2 separate regions of the Mus musculus genome follow, and region 2 is linked to region 1. Evidence: chromatin loops called from intact Hi-C (ENCODE). Cell type or tissue: left cerebral cortex. All regions are shown on one strand.

The links. Peaks named below come from ENCODE experiments on the same cell type or tissue, not always from the same donor. Only the 100,000 strongest peaks of a DNase experiment are listed, where the experiment ranks them.
Region 2: a loop joins it to region 1, with 2.1 times the contacts of the local background. A loop is called at or near these places in 2 of 42 quality-filtered maps.

Annotation. Positions count from the first base shown.
Region 1 is chr6:143,283,508-143,291,507 of GRCm38, reverse strand. The region is part of intron 3 of D6Ertd474e (DNA segment, Chr 6, ERATO Doi 474, expressed); the gene reads right to left. Among named protein-coding and RNA genes, the nearest start is that of 4930407I02Rik, 27 kb to the right of the region's middle. In left cerebral cortex, no CTCF peak of the experiment used is centred here; DNase peaks (open chromatin) are centred at 2,550, 2,759, 3,296, 3,964 and 2 more places; H3K27ac peaks cover 2,420 bases.
Region 2 is chr6:143,224,839-143,232,838 of GRCm38, reverse strand. 4930407I02Rik (a long non-coding RNA gene) reads left to right here. Exons shown (of 3, transcript XR_869574.1): 3 at 97-494. It overlaps LOC115490444 (a long non-coding RNA gene), which reads right to left. Exons shown (of 3, transcript XR_003956546.1): 2 at 777-2,006; 3 at 1-8. Among named protein-coding and RNA genes, the nearest start is that of Gm52926, 14 kb to the left of the region's middle. In left cerebral cortex, no CTCF peak of the experiment used is centred here; DNase peaks (open chromatin) are centred at 508, 1,772, 3,104 and 3,353; H3K27ac peaks cover 1,716 bases.

The DNA.
Region 1 (8,000 bases):
AGAGACAGAGGAAGGAGAAAGGGAAGGAGAGTGACAGGGAAAGATGAGAGACAGAGGAAGGAGGAAGGGAGGGAGAGTGACAGGGAAAGATGAGAGACAGAGGAAGGAGGAAGGGAGGGAGAAAGAAGGATATAAGTATTTATCTATGTACACATACATGTATATACATACATAAGTGTGTGTGTGTGTGTGTGTGTGTGTGTGTGTGAGTGCGCACGCACAAATACACACATACATATAATTGGTTCCTAACTGATAAAGATTTTTGCCACTTAGGGAACATTAGGCCATATCTACAAACATCATTGGTGTCACAACTGGGGGCACACTAATGACACGCAGTGGACAGAGATCAGATCAGGTCCTCATGTCAACAAGATAAAAGATGAGGACGCTAAATAAATAAATAAATAAAACAAAAGAAAACAAAACAAATTTGCCCCAAAGCCGGACGTGGTGGTGCTCACCTTTAATCCCAGCACTTGGGAGGCAGAGGCAGGTGGATTTCTGAGTTCGAGGCCAGCCTGATCTACAGAGTGAGTTCCAGGACAGCCAGGGCGATACAGAAAAACCCTGTCTCCAAAAACAAAAACAAAAAAAAAAACAAACAAACAAACAAAAAAAAAAAAAAAAACAAGACAAAAAGATGAGAATGACTCCAGGAGGTCGTTCTCTGACCTCCACATGTGTGCTGTGGCACACACACCCCAGACAAATAAATCAACAGATTTAAAAGCTATAAGAACCAGAAAGCTAATGGGATCTCCATATGGAGGGTGTGACTGGGTGTTCTGAAGCAGGGATGCGACTCTCTCACCCCAATTGTACACAATCTATAAGCCAGCAAAATTCTGAGTCTTAAAAGTTTTATTTTATTTATCTGAATTTAATATTTTTTTTTGAATTTTCATGTCAGGTCGGTTGTCAGTGAAGGTACATATTTATACTCTCTGCATCTAATTAGATGATTATCTTACAAATGCTCCACTGTTTAGCTGGATCTCATTTTAATTTTCTTTATCTGCCCCCATTTTCATCTCCCATAGATCTGATAAAGCTGCGTGCTGCAGAATCTCCACCCACGTGCTCGGCACGTGCTTACGTTGGAGGCAACCTCTCCGCCACACGCCACTGCAGGTGCCCTCCCCACTGTTTACCGCCCAGCTACGTAAATAACAAATTGCTTAGAGATATCACTGGATCTAATCGGAAGCAAAACTCACCAATAATAATGTTTTTCTTCTCAGTCAATCTATTAGCAGGACATGTGCCTTTCCCACAAGCCACGATCAGAACTAGTAACTCTCAAAGCCATCTTTGCATTTAAAAATAACCCTTTTCCCCTCAGAATTCTGGCTTTCTCTTATTAGGTTGGAAAACGGGTGTGTGTGTGGTGTGTGTGTGTGTGTGTGTGTGTGTGTGTGTGTGTGTGTGTGTGTGTGTGCATGCGCACATATATAGATTTAGCTTTTTGCCTTCCAATTTGTGATCAGAGCAAAACCATTCTGGTTTCTGGCACACACGGTCCTCCCGTTTCATTGAATTACGAATGAACAATATGACTGATATAGACGCTATAGACAGAGCCGCAGATCCGAGCTTAGACTCTCATTCCAGAACCTCAAATCCCTTTTAGCTTAAAATCTAAATGTACATAAAAGAATATATAATTTCTATTTTTTTTCCTGGCTGAATTTAAGACATAAAACCATGGCTATCCAAGAGGGCTGTGGTGCATGTTTTTATAAACCTATATTTATTTCTTGGAATCTAAATGTCATCGCGCTGAATGGGCCTCTTATTTGAAGAGTCAAGTTCCCTTCTAGAAAGAGGCCATATGGTCCAATTCTGCTGAGCAGTCAAGTGATTTGCTAAGACAAGACCAGCCTTTAATGCTTTAATGTCACCTAGACATCATCTAGTCCATTTCCAATGGTTTTGAGGCTGGCCAGCAGGCAGCCCCAACACCTTTCTTCTTTCTCTCTCTCTCTCTCTCTCTCTCTCTCTACTTGAGGGGACCTCCTTGCTCAGTCCCCTCCCTCTGGTCCTCCACACATTGATATTAATTATTAACTAAGCCACTTATTTTTCTCAATTATGTTTACTAGGGGTCGGCATGGGGCACAGCGTATACATATCTCAGGGCACGTGGCGGTCAGAGGGCAACTTGCAGGAGCCCTGTCCTTCCTTCCATCATGTGGGGTCAAAGGTCATCAGACCCGGCAGCAAAGGCTTTATTCATTGAGCCACCTCACAGGCCTTTATTATTAATGGAGTCTCTTTAACTCTTGATCACATTGACTATTCCTTCACACTGGCTACACTTCCCAGCCGCGCTCCAAGTGTGTGGCGTTTGGTCTGTTGCTGGTGAGCAGGGTTTGGTCCTTCCTTCCATTACAGCCACAAGGCTGGGATGAATAATAGCAAGAGGCAGGCGGAGATCACAACCACTCCACTCACCCGGGACGGATCCGCAGCCTCTATTTCTGCTTTTGGCACAAGCATTGCTGCGTATGCGCTAGAGCTTTGCACGGCAAGGCACCGCCTTTCTATACTCCGGTTTTTCTTAACATTTAGAGACTTCTGAGTCTCGTGTAGAAGGAACACGGTTTAATTAAATCGTTTGTATCTAATCTCATATGTTGTGTGCGCAGTCTCTCTCTCCCTTCCAGCTCCTGTGCTCTGTTCAGTTACTGGTGATTGATCAACCCTGCCTTGCCTTTTTATTTATAGACTTTGGCTTCCCATTTAATATTTCTTAGTGCACTTATTTTTTTCTAACTGCTGCTGCTCTGATTTTTTGGCATAGACGCCGGTGCCTTCTGGACTGTGGTAAGCTTTGACAAGACTGAAGAGGAGGCCCGACTGAATTTGTCTAGTACAGCTAGCGTTCCACTCAAAATAACTTTTCCTTTAAAAAATCTATTTTTACTGGTTCAAGCCTCGTCTAATCTTTCAATCATAAGGGTGAGCCTTGCATTTTATTTTAAAGTGCACGGGGTAGCATTGAAGACTTAATAAATGAGGAAAATCATTCAATTCTCTACATTTAACATGGGTTAATGTCACAGATTTTAATCCCTTGTTTGATTCTAGTGGAATAACCAGCTTTATAGGAGAAAAAATATCAAACACTTGGCCTTTTTCAGTAAAAAGAAAAGGATTCTTCCCCTTTGAAAATTCCTGAACTTCGTACATGACACAGACCCGTATAGGCAACTACCAGTGAAGACTTACATAAGAAGCGGGAAGCTTGGGGTAAATGGTCTCCTTGAGAAGCCACTCTCGGGAACGTCCATCCTGTGCACCCTGTGTGTGCTAAATTAGCACTATCCGAGCTGTTTGCATTGGTGGAAATTGGATTAACAAAGGAAATTGGAATTATTAAAGGACTGGAAAGGGAATTTTTTAATTGGCCCACGTTTGCCGCCACTAGCCAGGCCACTTCATCAGCTCCTGGTGGGCGCTGAACTTACTCTGCTCTTTGAGGCTTCGTGGAAAATAACTAATAAGATAAAATGAGAAGCGGTACGGAGCAGATTAATTCAGGAAAAAAAATAACTCGTGATCTGTCACTTCCTATTATCATAGAAAGGCTGCAACTATTGATCAAAAAGATGATTTTTTTTCTTACTTTTGAGTAGGTGAGAAAAAATGTTTCTGGTTATTCCGCTTAATATATATATATATATTAAAAAGGCAATAAAAAAAGTCTAGCTCCAACTTCTGCTTCCAATGGCCCTATTCGCCCCCTGCCATCCTCAAAGACCCCTCTTTTATTAGTTTCTTAGGAATGTGTTTAGAGTTTCATTATGCAATTATAATCAGGTGTAAACTTAGATCAATGCTGTCCCTGTGTCTTATATAAAACATGGAGCGCATACCTCCGGAGTTTCCGATGCAACTGCGAGAGCTTTCCAATCCAGGCTGATCTCATTTTCCGTGCCTCCTCACACTACGTGGAAGACAACAGGCCCTGATTCACTCATCAAGTCCCCCACGGACGTGCACGGCGGTTATTTCTGGCTTTTTGTATGGCAAACGATGTCATAACAAAGAAGCTTGTGTACGACTCGCACCCCGCGTGTGCACACAGTCTTTTCTGTAGGATAAACTCCAAGGAGTGGACTTTCTGGGTATGAGGGGCATTAATTAATATGCAGATAGACAGGGGTGATTTGCACTCCCTGAGAATTTTATCGTTTCAGTCTGATAGGTTAAAATGGTTTTGTACACAAGTTTAATTATTATGTATCTTATTATAAACAATTTGAACTTTTAAAAATATTTTTAAAGGTTCAGTTGTATTTCTCTTCCTTCCTAACAATATTTTTATTATCTACCCATATTTTTAAAAGCCAACAAGTAGTTTTCCTATTGTCAATTTCTAGAAGTTCCACGTACAATCTTTTATCCATTATGAGTCTTATTTATCCAAATACTATTGAATGTATTCATTTCCTCATGAGGGGGTGTGTCTTGTGTGTGCTAGGCATTATGGTGAGGACTCTGAATATATATCTTAATTGATCTAAATTGAAATAGTTAATCTTTATTATCAACTTGACTGGGCTTAGAACCACTGTGGAAATTCTCCTCTGGGTATATATAAAGATGTTTCCAGATTTATCTAATGAAAGCATGAAGCCTCACCCTCATTGTGGGTGGTGCCATCCCGTGGGCGGTGCCATCCCGTGGGCGGTGCCATCCTGTGGGCGGTGCCAGCCCATGGGCTCCCATCCTGGAATGAATTGGAGCGCTCCATCCAGTGCTCTTCTTTCTCTGCTTCTGGACAGTGTATATAACTGGCCAGCGCCTCAGGCTCCTGCTGCCCCAATGTCTGTCATGATGCTCGGCACCCTCAGACTGTGAACCAAGATAAAGCCTTCTTCCCCTCCTTAAGTGACTTTTATCAGTTACTTTGTCACAGCAACATGAAATGTTTTTTTCTAATAACCCATTTTCTGGATGCGAGGATAAAGTCAAAAACACATCTAAGTGCCCCCCCCCAATCCCTCAAGCAGTGACAGATGGAACCAGACTTTATATCCATATAACATGACTGAGCGCCTTAGCTCTCGCCATACTTAACTATACGGTATCCCACGACACACATATTTAGCAATAAATCTCTGCAGCATTAAAATCACCCTAGATAAATAAATCTTCAATGGTGAGATTAGTAGGGGTCTAAGCCAGTAGGATTAGGTCCCCAGAGTGTGACACTCTCCCAGTACCTTTGTCCCCGTGCTTCCAGTCCCCGTGTCCCCTCGGCATCCTTTCTCCCTTCACTCCTCTTCTCATTCACATAAAGGTACTGTCTTAGTCAATCTTACGTCCAGACACTGAGTGTGACAAACGCTGACCTGAATCTGTTCCATTTCACCTGCAGTGGCTTCCTGCTTCTCCTGAGCCCTTCCTAAGAACATGTCCTATGAGAAAAGCCATTCTATACTTCAAAATTATCACTTAATAGGACCCCGCGCTCCTTGGCGGTCTGACTTCAGCCAAACTGCCCAAGCCCGAGGCAAGTCACCTGAAGCCACGAGGGAGTGGTAACTGCCTAGAGTTTTCCAAAGGAGATCGAATTTTAAAGGATGTCGCACTAAGCGAAGAAAATGAAGCACTAAGGAAGCATTGTAGGCGCCATGCTGGAGAAGGAAGCCACCTTCCTCAGCATCTCCAACCATCACCTAAGCAAGCACCCATTCTTCATCCTTATTACGGAGACACGTGTGCACAGAAGTTTAAGCCCAGGTCGTGTCCTGTATGCTTGGGTTTCATTTGTTTTTAATTTATCTTGTTTTTCTATGATCTCTTCCCCTTTTTAAAGCGAAATGCAAATGTTTTTAAGTAGTTGGGGGTTCACAGTACAATCAGTTTGTGATTTAACTATCATTCACTCCAACTACTTTCTCATGAAAAATCTACCCCAACCCCAAGATTTTTACTAGCCTACAAAGGCTGAGTTGTGGCTAACTGTCTTTTAACTGCATCTATAAAGGAGAAGTACTGAAAATATCACTTATAACTACATAGGGCAATTTTTACCATCTATTAAATCACTGTTGCAATCCAACAAAATCACCACACGGAAAAGCTAAGTTGGGGGCTGGAGAGAGAGCTTAGTACTCGTCCTTCTTCTACAGAGCCTGAGTTGAGTCCCCAGTACCCACATTTGGGGGCTCATATCTGCCTTTAACTCCAGTTCTGAGGGAACCAATGCCCTCTTCTTGTATTAATACTCACCTTCGTGCATATTGTGCGTGTACATAGACTCAGGTGGAAATATGGACACATAGAATTTTAAAAATCAATAACTAATCTAAAAAAAACAGTTTAAAAGCTAATTGTTATTTTATTTCATGTCACTGTGGATTGAATCTAGGGCCTCAAATGCAAGACAAGCTCTCCATCTCTAAACTATGTCCCCCAGCCTTCCAAACTAAATATTAAAATCAGTCCTCAGAGTTTTGCTCAGTGGTAAAGCACTTGCCTAGCATGTGTGAGACCCTTGGTTCAATCCTCAGCACGGCAAAAAATAAAAACTAAAAATAAAAGCCATATGGTCTCACTATATCCAGAAAAACATCGACAAATTCTATATACATTCCTGGTTGGAGAAAAAAAAAATAAAACTTTCCACAAACTAGGAATGGAATGGAAACTGATAATGGCCACTTTAAAAAACCTGCAGCTGACATCATACTTACAGATTGCATTAGACAGTTAGTACCTCTGTAACAAAATTCTGTTAGTGAGGTGACTTCAATGGCAGGGATTAATCTCTCTCTTCAGGATGCTAAGCTACAAGCTCCAACGCTGGTAGAGTTGCTCTCCCCCTGAGACCTCCCCCTGGGCTTGTAAGGCGTTATCTTCTCCCTTTGCCTCCACCTGGGCTTTCTCTGGGCTCAAATACGTCTGAGACCTAATTTCTCATCTATTAATGTATGCCATACGGGATTAAGGCCCAATCTTAGGGCCCAGTTTTATTTTGACTGCCTCTGTAGAGACTCTCTCTCCAAATAGTCACAGCCCGAGGTACTAAGGGTCAGACTTTTAATATAGAAGTCTGGGTCTGGGGCAGGGGCACATTTCATCCATAGCAATGCAAAGAGACAGTACTCGCCCCTAAGATAAAGATGTGCAAAAATGTCTGCTATCAACACCTTTTCAACAGCACAGCCATGACTCTAGTCACCTCCAAAAGATAAAGAACAAAAGACAACTAGGTGGAAAAGGGACACATAAAACTCTTTCTACTCATGGACAATTTGACGAACTGTGTGGCAATCCTGATAGAAGAAATGAAGCAGCTGCTAAGATATTAAACAAGTGAGCAAATTTTAAAAGATAAAGCTACAAAACTCAAGAGAATTTCTCTACACTGCCAATGAACAGCTGAATATGAAATGTCTTAAATGTTTTTTACAATAGTATAGAAAACATGAAACACTTCAGTATACATCTCATCAATAAGTTTGAGATTTATACAGTGAAAGCAAGAAAATACTGCGGAATTATAGTTGCATACGCCTTTGTCCCTGAGACTTGACAGTGTCAGGTTGCCAAATAGCTACCGACTGATGTATTCTAGCTAAATCCTCACTAAAATCTCGGCAAGCTTCTATGGAGAAACTGATGGACAGTCCTGACAGATAAGGAATGTCCAGCTGGAAAACAAAGAACAAATCTGACCATCAGTTCCTGAAAGAAGGCAGAACTGTCGTCATCTAAAATATCCCAACAGACAAATGAACCAATATAAATGTACTTCTACCCACATGCAAACACTTGAGTCCTGGGAAAGACACACAGACACATGAATGGGAAAAGGAGGTGACTTTTCTACAAACCGTACTGCTTCCAAATAAAGCTCATTAAAAAGTAAACCTTAACCCTACCTCACATCTCATCGAAGAGAAATGAACTCCAGGGGCTGGAGAGAGCAGGCAGCAGTTGAGAGCACTGGTTGCTCTCACAGAGGAACTGGACTTGGT
Region 2 (8,000 bases), 59 kb after region 1:
ATGGTACACTGACATACATGTAGACAAAACACAAAAAGTAAAAATAAGTAATAAATCTTTTTGAATAAATAAATAATATAGGTCTCATCTGTCCAGGTGGCCGGTTGAACAGAGCACGCCAGAATGGGGACCATGGTCCTGGCCCGAGGAGAGTCCCAGATCCTTCCTTCCCCCTGACTGTCCTGCAGTGACTGGAGATAATTTCTACACCCACCCTCACCACGCAAACAGACCAACTATCTCCTCTAAGACCCCGGGAACCTACAGAGACTGACTCACAATGAAACCCTGCTCCTTCCTCCTTCCACCCTCCACTTTAATTTGCTACAGAGGGAGAGTGATCTAAAAGGTCTCATCTCATCCAAATGCAGATAAATGTGGCCTGCTTTGAGCATACAGTACCCACGCCAGCTGAGAGGTCTGCACCACTGTACAATTGTCAAGGGAAAAAAAAATTAGTGCTTCTAATTCAAGGACAAAAATAAAATCGCTCTGAAATAAAGTTTAGCATTTCTTTTTTTTTCTTTTTTTGGCATTTAAAATATCCTTCTATTTGTGCTCTCCTAGCAGAGCATATGACTTGCAAAGTGAAGTAGCCATAAATCAGGATGCTGTAACACCCTCCTCACAGACATTTGTCAGGAAAAAAATAATTAGCTTGCTGGCTAACGGAACACTAATACAGCAGTTCGGTCCATTCCATTTGGTCCTTTTTCAACAATTTCAAAGAGCTCCAGGGAACTAGACAAAGAAGATGGGAATGCTTGTCATCCTACCCCAGGCCTGATGGAGAGGATTTCTTGATGCTGATAAAACTCTTGGACCAGATCCTTAATTCTGAACTTTCTGAATCTTGTCCATCAGTGTGGCAGACTTGTTCCTGTTGCTGCAAGGAACGAGTTTCCAACTTGGCCTGGGGGATGCACGCGGGTTAGAAACAATATTGTCATTGGCCTAGTGTTGGCAGGGTTGGTGGAAAGTCAGACAACTGTTATGTTCTGGAGTTTGAGCTAATAGTGCCCTCTGTTTTCCATTTTGGCTCCCATCAACACAATTACCAGATGGCCAAGAAGCCACTAGAACAGAAGTAAAGACCCGATACAGCGGACCAATCCAGGAAACACTCACAGCGTCCAGTGGTTGGAAACAGCAATCTGGATGCTCAAAGATGAGAGGGGAGAGGATAATACCCGCTGTGCCTTTCACCAAACACACGGTCTATTTAGAACAGTAACTTCACCCAGATTCACCACTCCCAGAGAAGCCCACTCATCCCTTTAAAAGCCAAGGCCTGATAGATCACAGTCAACTGGAAGACTTAAAAGGTTCTTCCGGGGTCTTCCCAAGATTTACAGTCAATGAGTCTAAGGTGGAGGACAGCTCTCTACAGCCTTAAAAAAAAAAAAATCTTTCCAGAGCCATTGAGATGGCTCAGCAGGTAAAGAGGGTTGCCACCAAAACTGTGAACCCAGAGTTCACAAGGTTGGAGAGAACAGACTGCCACAAGGTATCCTCTGTCTGCTACATGTACATTGACTGCACTGAGGCTGGGGCATGCACCTGGCCACACATAAATTAACTAGTTACTTTGTTAATAATAAGCAAACAGATATTTTTTTTTAAAAATCTTTCCACATGATTCTGACAATCATAGAATTCTGAGTCTACTTGCAAAGGGGAATTTCAAATGCCATACTGAATGCAGAAGGACTCAGTTGGGTAGCTCTTCAGTTCCCACTTCCTCCTACACTGGGCAGAGCCCCAGGGCTCCTCCTGCCTCTGCCTCTTCAGAGCTGGGGCTGTGAAAACACACGTCACCACACTTGCCTTTTTTTATGTGGGTTTTGGGAAACCAAACTCCAGCTCTCATGCTTGAAATGGCTGAAATTGGAGCTATGTGAAGGTCGACTTCTATCAGAGGTTGGGACCAGGGCCTGTGTTCAGCTGGCTCCGATACTGACATCTGGGCAGGCTGGAGGGTCTCCTTGGCCAAGGCACAATTGCTCCTGCAGTAATTAGATCTGAAGTCAAATCGCCTGTTTGGATGAACAGCAATCTTCAGCACAAGATAACCCTCACCCAGGGCAAGCTCAGAAGAGCAAACAGACAACTGAGTGACTTCCACCAGGTTGGATTTCACAGTCATTTAAAGACTCTAAGACTACTAAAAACGTGAAAAACATTACAATCGTAATCATACCAAAAAAAGGGTTGCAAATGAAAGCGGATACTTGGAAACATAAACCAAAATTCTTATTATTTATACTTTACTAGCAAAGAAATAGGGAATAAGAGGAGGGCAGGAATCTTCCATGGAAAACTGGAAAGCAAAATTCGGAGAGTGAGTTACAGCAAGGATTCTAAGTGTCAACAGACTCAACAGCTTCTATAGCAATAGCAACAGTAACTAGTAACTAGGCTTAGCTCTCCGCCTGTTATATGAGCATCACTGAAGGCTGTAGCAGATTACATTGTTGTCTTTAGGTCTGATGGTTCTTTGGGTCTGGAGGGCAGGATCTCAGCCTGTTGTCCAGATTGGCCTGGCACTGATTCTTCAGTGTGTAGTAGAGGCTGGCTTCAAACTCACAGCCACCCTCCCATTTCAGTCTTTGGAAGACTGATATAAAGATGAGAGGCAGACGTGAGAGGTGACACGCCTGGCTCACGTACAGTTCCATCTCCGGAATGTAAGCTGCCCTGCAGTGTGATGAGCCAATACATTTTCTTCTGCTCGTTGACCTTGGGCCTGATCACGTGACTCCTGAAGATTAATGGAATGAGACCGAGAGGAAGTGCCAGTACTATTCTATGTCTGACTCTTTTCCTTTGGGTTTGCTTTACAAATTTGTAAGCTGTGTCATTTAACTAAAGGCCACTGAAGTTTGGCACCAAGGCTAACAAACCAACCGATATCCTAAAGCAGGTTTGTCCCCAGAAACATGCAGCCCTGGGCACTGGGAGACTTACCGCCCCAGGCAAGCCGCCCTGGGCACTAGGAGCCTTACCGCCCCAGGCAAGCCACTGAGCTTCAGCAACAGCTGACTAAGACGTGGGCCAAAGACACAGACAGACTTCCTATGCTTCATTGAGACTGAAATAAATTTCCAAATATTCCATTGTCCTTATGGTACCTTTTGGTCTTAATTTAGATACCTCAGCTCCTACTATTGTCACAACTACAAATTAGACATTTTATTTGGGGGAAAAAATAGTTCTGAAAAGAACTCACAAAAATTCTGAATGACTAAAAGGACTAAAAATGTACAAAACATGCATGCACAGCTCCCCACAGAGCACATGTATGCACACATACATACAGGCACATACACACATAGTTACACACAGAGACACACACACACATGCATACCATTTTGGTGTTTACTGTCTGAAATAATCAAATAACCAAATGGAAACTATGGGCTGACTCAAATAATAATGTGTCAGCTGCTGGATGTGCAAAGTCATCAGGCTGACAGTGACTTGTGTCACAATGAACTATCAACTCCTACAATTAGAGACATATTTAAGAAGACAGTCTTGGCCTTGCTCAGTCGGTGTTTACTGGGTGCTTACTCCGTATCAGTGTAGGGAACTGTGGCTGAATGCAAAGCTATGAGCGATGCTATTACCATCTTTAAGCTCCTCGGGGCTCAGTGTTTCAAATCCCAAATAAATATCCAGAAGAGCAGAAAGTCAGAATCTGCTTCAAAGCAAACGTCAAGTTTGCTATTGAAAGACCTATGAAATACAACCAGCAGCACACACCAACTAAGGGAGCCTTTTCCAAAGTGCTTATTTTAAAGCTAGAAACAAGAGTTTTTAAAATGTCTGATGTCACGACATATCTAGAAGATAACAGAGTGCATGTGTGGAACCAGATTTCCGAAGCCCCAGACCTCCAGTCACTCAGCACTCAGGAGGCGGAGACTGGATCCTGGCCAGAGAAGCTGGCGTTTTAACTGGACTAGGGCATTGGCAAGCTCTGGATTCAAGTGAGAGAGACCTTGCCCCAAAACATAAGGCAGAGAGCACCTAAGGAAGACAGCCCACCATCAACCTCTGACCTCCAAATGTATGCACCCATACATGTAAACAGGCATGCACACACATGCACACGTGAGCACACACACTCATACTACACATACAAAGTAGAAAATAAGGGGTTAAAAGGATGACCCAGCAGTTAAGGGCACGGGCTGCTCTAGCAGGAAACTCAGGCTCAGTTCCCAGCACCCACATGGCTCTCACAGCCATCTGTAACTCTAGCTCCAGGGGACCTGGTGTTCTCCATTGCCTTTGGGCAGGGCATGCATATGGTGTGTATACATACATGGAGATATTCCTATACATAAAATAAAATTACATGTCCTTTGAAGTAATACGTAAATAAATCTAACAAATGCTTTGAAGATCTCTATCAACAAAAAATGTAAGTTAGATGAGCAATGTTTATCACAGCCATTGATTATATCAACCTGTGTCTACTATAGCAATCATTATTCCTAACTTGTTTATAAGTTCAAGTGAACTTTAAATGAAGTCCAACAAGGGTTTCCTGGGAAGCCAAAGGCTAATTTTCCAGAAACATGTGTAGATAGATGAATGAATAGACAGTTGTATGGCAGAGCAGAGCAGTTAAAGTGCGGAGCTCAGGGTTGTCTGTCTGCTGTACAGAATCTTTCAAACTCTCTTCACGATCCCATTTTTCGATTGGCCATAATAGAAACCAAGGGGGAATCTTACTGAAAGTAAAATAAGGCAGACAGTGTGCATCACATGAAAAAACGTGAAACAAGCACTGTAATAATTAAGAAGGTGTACTAAGAACATGGAAGCAATAGACATCTGGGAAGCTGGGCTTATGTCTGATCTAACATCGTAGATCGAAGGGGAAAGGACAGGTTTTTAAAAGTATATGAGAAAAAAAATTGTTTTTTTCTTGAGATAGGGTTTCTCTGTGTAGCCCTGGCTGTCCTAGAACTCACTCTGTAGACTAGGCTGGCCTCGAACTCAGAAATCCACCTGCCTTGTTATCTATGTTGAAAAGCATAAAATATCAAAGCCAAAACGTTAAAATGTAACTGGTAGATATCAGAAAAAATGCATATTAAAAAACTACATGGAAATTCCACATTACCCCAAGCAGCTGCGTATCATCAAAGCCAACAGGGCTGGAGGTGTAGCCCAGTGGTAAGTGCACTTGCTTGCTATGCACAGGCCCTAAATTCAATCCCCGTGACTGGGGGGTAGGGGGGGTGGTTGGGAGGGAGCCTTAGCCATCTTTACAAAGTTGTAAGATTTCTTAATATGACACAAAAAAGCATGAACCCTAAAATAAAAGTCGTTACTATTACACTAAAATAAAGCACTGCTCTGCATCCAAAAGACATCATCAAAAGAGTAAAATAGGGGGCTGGAGAGATGGCTCAGAGGTTAAGAGCGCCGACTGCACTCCCAGAGGTCCCGAGTTCAAATCCCGGCAACCACATGGTGGTTTACTCACAACCATCCACCATGAGATCTAATCTGATTCTCTCTTCTGGGGTGTCTGAAGACAGCTACAATGAGTGTACTTACATCAAATAAAATCAATAAATAAATCTTCATCTTTAAAAAAAAAAGAGTAAAATAGTATCCCATTCAGGAAGGAGTTGTTTCCAACACAGAGAACCAAGAAAAGATTAAACCTATAGTTTACAAAATTTGCTTATAAATTCCTGACCGCCCAAAAAATCCAACCTTATAGAAAAAAAAAGTGAGCATGAGACACATGGGGGTTTCTCTCAGAAACTGAAGCACACACAGGATTCATCTGTACCCATAAATTACCCATAAATTATAGGTAAAATGAAAATTAAAACCACAACAGGATTCCATTTCATAGACACCAGAAAGGAAACCACTCACAATCCTGACAGTGGTGTGTTCCGGCAGGAGTGAAAAGCACTGGGAATTTTCAGACGGTGGAAGCCTAATTTGGTACGGTCAGTTTAGAAAGCAGCACAGAGCTGCAAACGGAAGAATCAGGCACACCCTTTGTAAGCCCATGCGACAGCGAGTAGTCACTGTCAACTTGATGAAAGTATTAAGATCCATGAGAGATGAACCTCTGAACACATCTGGGAACTTTCTTCTCTGTTTCACTTGCATGGATGCTCTGCCTGCTGTCCATCTATGCACTGTGTACAGATCCCACAGAGGTCAGAAAATGCCGGGTCCTCTGGGACTGGAGTTACAGAAGACTGTAAGCTGCCATGTGGGTCCTGGCAACAAAACCTCTGCAAAAGCAAGAAATGCCTTTAGCCTATGAACCAGATGGGTCCAGCCCTACGTGAGGGATGATTTTCATCACATTAGCTGCTGTGGGAAGAAGACGCATCTTAACTGTGGATGTGACGGCTTCTGGAGCAGGGGATCCCTGACTGAGATGTAGGAAGCAAGCTGAGCACTCACTTCCATTCATTCCTCTGCTTCCTGAGTGTGGATGCAGTGTGACCGGCCGGGCTTCAGGCTCCTGCTGCCTTGGCTTCTCCACCGCAAGATGCGGTACCTTGAACTGTGACTAAAGTAGACCTTTTCTCCCTTAAGTTGCTTCTGTCAGGACACTTCACTGTAGCCAAAGGAAAAGAAACCAAGACATGCGGCAAGCCCACCCCTAAGCATACATCCTAGAGAAACTGCACACTCACACACTTCACAGCAGCGTTCCTTGAACCAATAGAACCAGAACTCCAAGGGCTGGAGAGATGATGTGTTCGTTAAGAGCACTGACTGCTCTTGCAGAGGACCTGGGCTCAGTTCTCAGCACTACACAGAGACCAAAACCACCTGTGACTGCAGTTCCAGGATCCAACGCACTCTTCTGTCCTCCGTGGCAATGCCTGTGTGCTACACACACATACATGCGTGCACACACATACATACACATACAATAAAAAAAATAAGTCTTTTTTTAAAAGTTCAATTCTGAGCTTTAAAAATAGCTAAAAATAGTTGACTTTTCATATACACACATCCCTTAAACAAAGAATGTGTGGAGACTGTGTTGTTGGGTAAATTGTCCATATACATATATGGACATATACACATAAATAAATATACATACATTTAAAAAATAATGCTATGGGCTGGAGAGACAGCTTAGTGAGTGAGAGTTCAGTTTCCAGCACCATGACCAGCAACTCATAAAAGCCTGTAACTTCAGCCCCAGGGGACACAGTGACAGAGCCCTGGCCTCTATGAGCACCCACAAGCATACATACAAATAAATAATAAAATGAAATGCTGTCAATTAAAATAACAACAATAATAATAATAAAAATAATGGCTGGCCACGGTTATGTATGAAGACCGCTCTCAACTGAAGCTTTGTGTTACCTGTGAGAAGCAAATCCTATAAAGTGTGAAAATGCATGAGGTGTGAGCACACGGATCTGGAGATGTCATACCGAGCCAACAATAAGCCAGGGCACCAAAATACAGGTTCTAAGCACGTGCAAAATGTTCCAAACTGATTAAATTAAACACTACGCACTTGGGATACAAAGGAACTAAAGACAAACAAAGGAAACACAGCAAGAAAAAAGAGGAATCACACACTCAAAAATCTGAATAAAATAGCCCATAGACTACTGTGGCATGCTCTCTCAGAAACCTTCTAACTTGAAAACTTATTACTGAACATCTGTTGTAAACCCAGAAAAAATTAAAATCAGGAAGCAAATAACCTAAGACTTCACGTGAGCCAGCCATGCTATACTCATGCGACTTCTCTTTTCCTGGTTTCGTTTAGTTTCTGTTGAGACATGGGGTCTCATGTAGCCCAGGCCAGCCTTGAACTCACTAGGTACCAGAGGATGATCTTGCACTCCTAATTTCCCCCTGGCTCTACGTCCCAAACGGTGGGGTTATAGTCGAGTGTTTTGACACCCAGCTACACACACAGGCAAAATAGTCAAGACACAGCAGGAATCAAAATGCAAAACAGGCTGAACGTCATG